Regions from separate parts of the Homo sapiens genome. Here region 1 is linked to region 2. Evidence: chromatin contacts called from ENCODE POLR2A ChIA-PET data. All regions are on one chromosome and are shown on one strand. Each heading gives the region's core, a stretch centred on a gene start or an enhancer-like site at or near the end of the contact. The rest is flanking DNA. Distances are from core to core; before and after follow the strand shown. Region 1 overlaps RAB4A (RAB4A, member RAS oncogene family). Region 2 overlaps LINC02815 (long intergenic non-protein coding RNA 2815).

The links. ChIA-PET counts read pairs that join two places held with the same protein, here RNA polymerase II (POLR2A).
Region 1: POLR2A ChIA-PET joins it to region 2 with 38 read pairs in activated T-cell. The contact joins two enhancer-like sites. POLR2A ChIA-PET finds 5 or more read pairs at or near these places in 2 of 52 experiments (OCI-LY7 and activated T-cell).

The regions. Positions count from the first base shown.
Region 1 is chr1:229,281,885-229,284,584 of GRCh38, reverse strand. All of the region lies in intron 1 of RAB4A (RAB4A, member RAS oncogene family), which reads right to left. Among named protein-coding and RNA genes, the nearest start is that of RAB4A-AS1, 12 kb to the right of the region's middle. Within about 2 kb of position 1,329, at least 2 of the 41 ENCODE cell types and tissues checked have a DNase peak (open chromatin) inside an H3K27ac peak, as active enhancers do.
Region 2 is chr1:229,103,908-229,106,740 of GRCh38, reverse strand. The region is part of intron 2 of LINC02815 (long intergenic non-protein coding RNA 2815); the gene reads left to right. Among named protein-coding and RNA genes, the nearest start is that of LINC02815, 49 kb to the left of the region's middle. Within about 2 kb of position 1,445, at least 3 of the 41 ENCODE cell types and tissues checked have a DNase peak (open chromatin) inside an H3K27ac peak, as active enhancers do.

The DNA of each region.
Region 1 (2,700 bases), core at 80-2,579, 180 kb before region 2:
GTCCGAAAGCAACGGGGTACTATCTTCACAGGGCTGAGAAGAGGGGCAACAACAACCCATCATTGTTGCATTTGATGTGCAAAAAAATTACCCTTAAAGCCCAGGTGGACTTCCACTTCCAAGACAATGGAGTAGAAGAACTTTTTCCTATTTTTCTCACTAAGAACAACTAAAAACCCTAGAAAAGGATGGGTGTGGTGGCTCATGCCTGTAAATCCCAGCACTTTGGGAGACTGAGGCGGATGGATCACCTCAGTCAGGAGTTCGAGACCAGCCCGGCCAACAGCGAAACCCCCGTCTCTACTAAAAATACAACAATGAGCCAGGCGTGGTGGTGGGTGCCTGTAATCCCAGCTACTCAGGAGGCTGAGGCAGGAGAATTGCTGGAACCTGGGAGGTGGAGGTTGCAATGGGCCAAGATTGCACCACTGCACTCCAGCCTGGGCGACAGAACAAAACTCAGTCCAAAAAAAAAAAAAAAAAAAAAAAACCAAACAACACCAACAACAAAAAAAACCACCCTAGAAAAGAAATATCAAAGACTCTGAGGCCGGGCGCAGTGGCTCATGCCTGTAATTCCTGCACTTTGGGAGGCCAAGGTAGGTGGATCATCTTGAGGTCAGGAGTTTGAGACCAGCTTGGCCAACATGATGAAACCATGTCTCTATTAAAAATAATAATAATAAAAAAATTAGCCAGGCGTGGTAGTGAGCACCTGTAATCCCAGCTACTTGGGAGGCTGAGGCAGGAGAATTGCTTGAACCTGGGAGGCAGAGGTTGCAGTGAAGCAAGATTGTGCCACTGCATTCCAGCCTGGGCAGCAAGAATGAAACTCCGTCTCAAAAAAAAAAAAAAGACTCTGAAAGAGTGGAGCAAAAGAAGGCCAGTGTACCAGAGATTTCAGTGTACCCGGGATTTCAGGGCCCAAGGAATGATTTGGAAGGAAGTTCCCTGGGTTCTTTTTGCCTCTTGTATCCTAGGCTTGGAGCAGAACAAGCTGGCAACCCAGAAATGCCAATGGATGCAGACAAAAAAAGTCCTAGCAAAAGCCTGCTCTCTGTAGCCATGGGACCAAAAAAGGGGCAGCCAAGCAAGAGAGAGGAAAACTCTTACACAATAATGACTCTATTCTAGCCAAGCACCACAGCAAAAACTATGGTCCAACCTGTACCCATGCCAGCAAAGGCCGAATGGGGAGCCTAAACTTCCACCCTTGCAAGGCTACAACCGGGCATATCAATATCCCCACAAAGATGGTGTCAGAGAAGACCAAGTAGGGAGCTAGGGCTTTCATCTCTGCTGGCTGTGTAATGAGCTCTTGTGTGCCCCTGGCACAGTGTCAGTGGAGGTCACCAGGGAAAGAGGGACGAGAACATTCTAATCCTTACCCAGCAGCAGTAACAAGATGAATTCCTCTCATGTGTCAATGGAAGCAAGTGGGGAATCTGAACTTCTAGATTCCAGAATCTAGACATGATGGCAGTGATAAGGTAGTGTCCAAGAGAGGAAAACAATTAAAAGATTTAAATAAAGATCTAAGGTCCTATAACATAATATAAAAATATCCACGTTTCAGTTGAAAACTCCTCATCATACCAAGAACCAGGAAGACCTCAAACTGAACGAAAAAAGGTAACAGACATATTCCTATGTCAAGATGACAAATGTTAGAATTATCTGACAAAGATTTTAAAGCAGTCATCATATCCAACAAGTAACACAAGCATGCTTGAAACAAATGAAAAAATTAGAAATCATCAGCAAAGAACTAGAAGTCTCAGCAAAGAACTAGAAGATACACAGAAGAACCAAATAGAAATTTTAAAACTGAAAAATAAAACTACCAAAATAAAAGTTCAGTGGATGGGCTTGACAGCAGAATGGAAGTGACAGGAAAGAATCAGTGAACTAGATGACAAAATGATAAAGTATCCAATCTGAACAACAAAGAATAAAAGGTTGAAATAAATAAACAGAGCCTCAAGGACCTGCAGACAATGAAAAAGATCTAACATTCATGTCACTGGAGTCCTGGAAGGAGAGGACAAAGAGAAAGTGGTTGAAAAAAGCACTCTAAGAAACAGCACTGAAAACTTAAATTTGGTGAGAGACATAAATCTACAGATTTGAAAAGCTGAATGAACTCAAACAGGATAAACTCAAAGAAGTCCATGACAAGATACATCATAATTAAACTTCTGAAAACTGAAGACAAATAAAAAGTCTTAAAGGTAGCCAGAGAAAAATGATACCATATCTACAAGGGAAATACAATTCGAATAACAGCAGATTTCTCATCTGAAGCCAGGGAGGCCATAAGAGAGTGACTGTATTTTTCAAGTGCTCAAAGAAAGAAAACCTTTCAACCCAGAGCCCTATGTCCTGTGAAACTATTTTTCTGGAATAAAGGGTAAATGAAGACATTCTCTGATTTAAAAAAAAATTAACAGAATTTATCACCAGGACATCTGCCTGCAAAAGAATAGCTATAGGAATTTCTCTAAACAGGAAGAAAATGATAAAGGAAGGAATCTTGGAACATCTGAGTGGAAGAAAGAACATGGAAAGCAAAAACATGGGCAAATACAATAGGCTTTCCTTCTTATCTTGAGTTTTCTTCATTATGTTTAACTGTTTAAGAAAAATAGTATTATCTATATGATTCTAAAATATGTAAAGGAAATATTTAAGACAATTAAA
Region 2 (2,833 bases), core at 196-2,695:
TCTAGGGAAAGTAAGACACAGACTCATGTGTGGGGGCTGGGAAGAGATGTGAGTATGTAAGTGGGGGCGGTTCGGGGTGAGCGACTGCACAAAACTAGTTTGGAAAGTGACCAATTAGAAAACCAGTTTTTCTCCCATAACCTCAGGAGATGGTTGTTTAATTCAGCTTTCTAATTATAATCCAAATATTCCCAGGTATCACCAGCCTGAAGGTCCAGAAAAACTATCCACATCAACACTCATTTGGAGGGTTCTGACCCCCGCTCAGTGTCCTCCCATCGCTGTCTCAGGTGTACTCACCCGAATTCACATCATCCAGACACTGCTGCTTTTCCCCCAGGAACTGCTGGGTGCCCATGTCCAGGGCAGACGATCGGCAGCCACACTCTGGCATGGACGTACCAGCTGTTTACAGCTGCGTACGTTAGTTACAGCTGCTTAGTGCTGGCTTTAACGTCATACTGGGCATTAAATATTTTGAATACAACCCTGCCCCTGTCCACAATCTGCTGGAGGTAGAAGATGAGGGACAGGCTCTCCACCAACTGTAGGTTCATTTGGTCTTGTGGGCCCAGAAACAGCATTGTTTGAACTCCAACCTCACAAAGTCCCTCCCGAGAACCCCACAGGCTGGACTGAAGGCTTCATACTCCTTGCTTCATTCACCTCCTGTCCTTGAGCCACACTGGGACACAGGCACAAAGTCCCCTCCATTTCCCATTGCCCTGAGCCTCCTAAACTGTTCCTGCTTCTCTTTCAGGTGAAATCTAGAAATGCCTAAGTGGATCAGCTGTGCAAATAAATCTTTCTGGGCTCCCCAGTCCCCTATTTGGTGGTCATGTAGGCTCAGCTGGGACCACCATGCTCCATAATCAAGGAGACAGACAAAACGTTCAGCACTGAATACTCCACAATAAGAGTTTGCGGGAAAAGGAAATGAATAAATCAAGCAATTGTGTTAAAAATTGCAGAGGGCAAGCCACAGATTCTAAACTTGGACCATCTGAATGCAATTCCTTGATCTGCCACTTCCAGCTTGAGTGTGTTACGTGTTTTCTGAGCCCCAGTTTCATCATGGGAAAAATGGGGACAATAGCAGTACCTCCTTGTTAAGAGTTGTTGTGAGAGTCAAACACAATAATCTAAGTCTAGGGTTTGTTGTAGGGCCCGTTGTATGCTAAGTGCTCCATAAATGTTGACTATGATCATTATTATAAATAATCAATCCACATGTTTAGGAAGAAGACATATGCAGAGATGGTGGGAGAAATGGAAAAGATGATTTGCTTTAAATTAAATCTGGCCAGAGATGGCAGGATACCAGGGTGCTATGTGTTCAAAAAGCCAAATTAAACACGGCTCACAGCTCCCTGACCCTCGCCCTCCGTTGGCCAGGTTTCTTGCTGTGTCAGAAGGTGGGGAGGAGGCAGAGCAAAGGAGGCTGCAGCTGGGCTGTTGAACTTGGCCCTCCTAGTAGCCTTAGCCTTAGCAAGTGAGGCCAAGGCTTTTTTGTCCTACCAAACAGTCAGCCTTGTTTTTCTTGAATGGTGATTGGCCAGGAGTCTCTCAATTTGGCTGCACATTTCTGTTTCTGTGGGTTTGGGTTGAGGATCAACAGTCACATTTCCACTTGCATTAATAAATTTAGGTAGACCCAGCCATCTGGAAAAAACCTTGAGATCATCTCCAAGCTGATGAGATGCTAATGGTGGCAAGAAAACTGGAAAAAGCAAAAATAAAAACATCAGCTCAGCTGATGAATTTGAGTTTCACTCTTTTCTTTCTACATATATTCTCCAGCAGAGGTGTTCATTGTCAGGAAACTGACTGCAGATACCACAGACTGGGTGGCTTAAATCACAAACGTTTACTCTCACAGTTCTGGAGGCTGCAAAATCCAAGATCAAGGCACTGGCAAATCCGGTGTCTGGTGAGGGCTGGCCTCTTAGTTCACAGACAGCACCTTCTTGCTGTGTCCTCACATGGTGAAGAGAAAGTCATGTCTCTCATGCCTTTTCTTTTGTTTTTTTGAGACAGGGTCTTGCCCTGGCATGGGCATACCAGCTCTGTGACCCATGCTGGAGTACAATGGCATGATCACAGCTCACTGCAGTCTCAACCTCCTTGGCTCAAGTAATCTTCCCATCTCAGACTCCTGAGTGGCTGGGACTACAGTCATGGGCCACCACACTGGCTAATTTTTGCTTTTTGTAGTGGTGAGGTTTCACCACATTGCCCAGGCTGATCTTGAACTCCTGAGCTCAAGCTGTCTGCCTGCCTCGGTATCCCAAACTGTTGGGATTGCAGAAGTGAGCCACTGTGCCCAGCCTCATGTCTTTTCTTAAAAGGGCACAAATCCCATCATGAGGGCTCCACCCTCATGACCTAATCATCTCCCCAAGGCCCCATTTCCTAATACTATCACATTGGGGTTTAGATTTCAAGGTTTGAATTTTACAGGGACACAAACATTCAGTCCCTGACATCAACTATTGTAGTATTGATATCTATCCATTTACTTGACTAGATCTCTGATCACTGCACCAGCATCATCCAGAAGTGTCTTCTGGGGTCCGGATGTGGTGGCTCACACCTGTAATCCCAGCACTTTGGGAGGCCTAGGCAAGGGGATCACTTGAGGTCAGGAGTTCAAGACCAACCTGGCCAATATGGTGAAACCCCGTCTCTACTAAAAATACAAATATTAGCCGGGTGTGGTGGTGGGCGCCTGTAATCCCAGCTATTCGGGAGGCTGAGGCAGGAGAATCACTTGAACCCAGGAGGCAGAGGTTGCAGTGAGCTGAGGTCGCACCACTACACTCCAGCCTGGGCA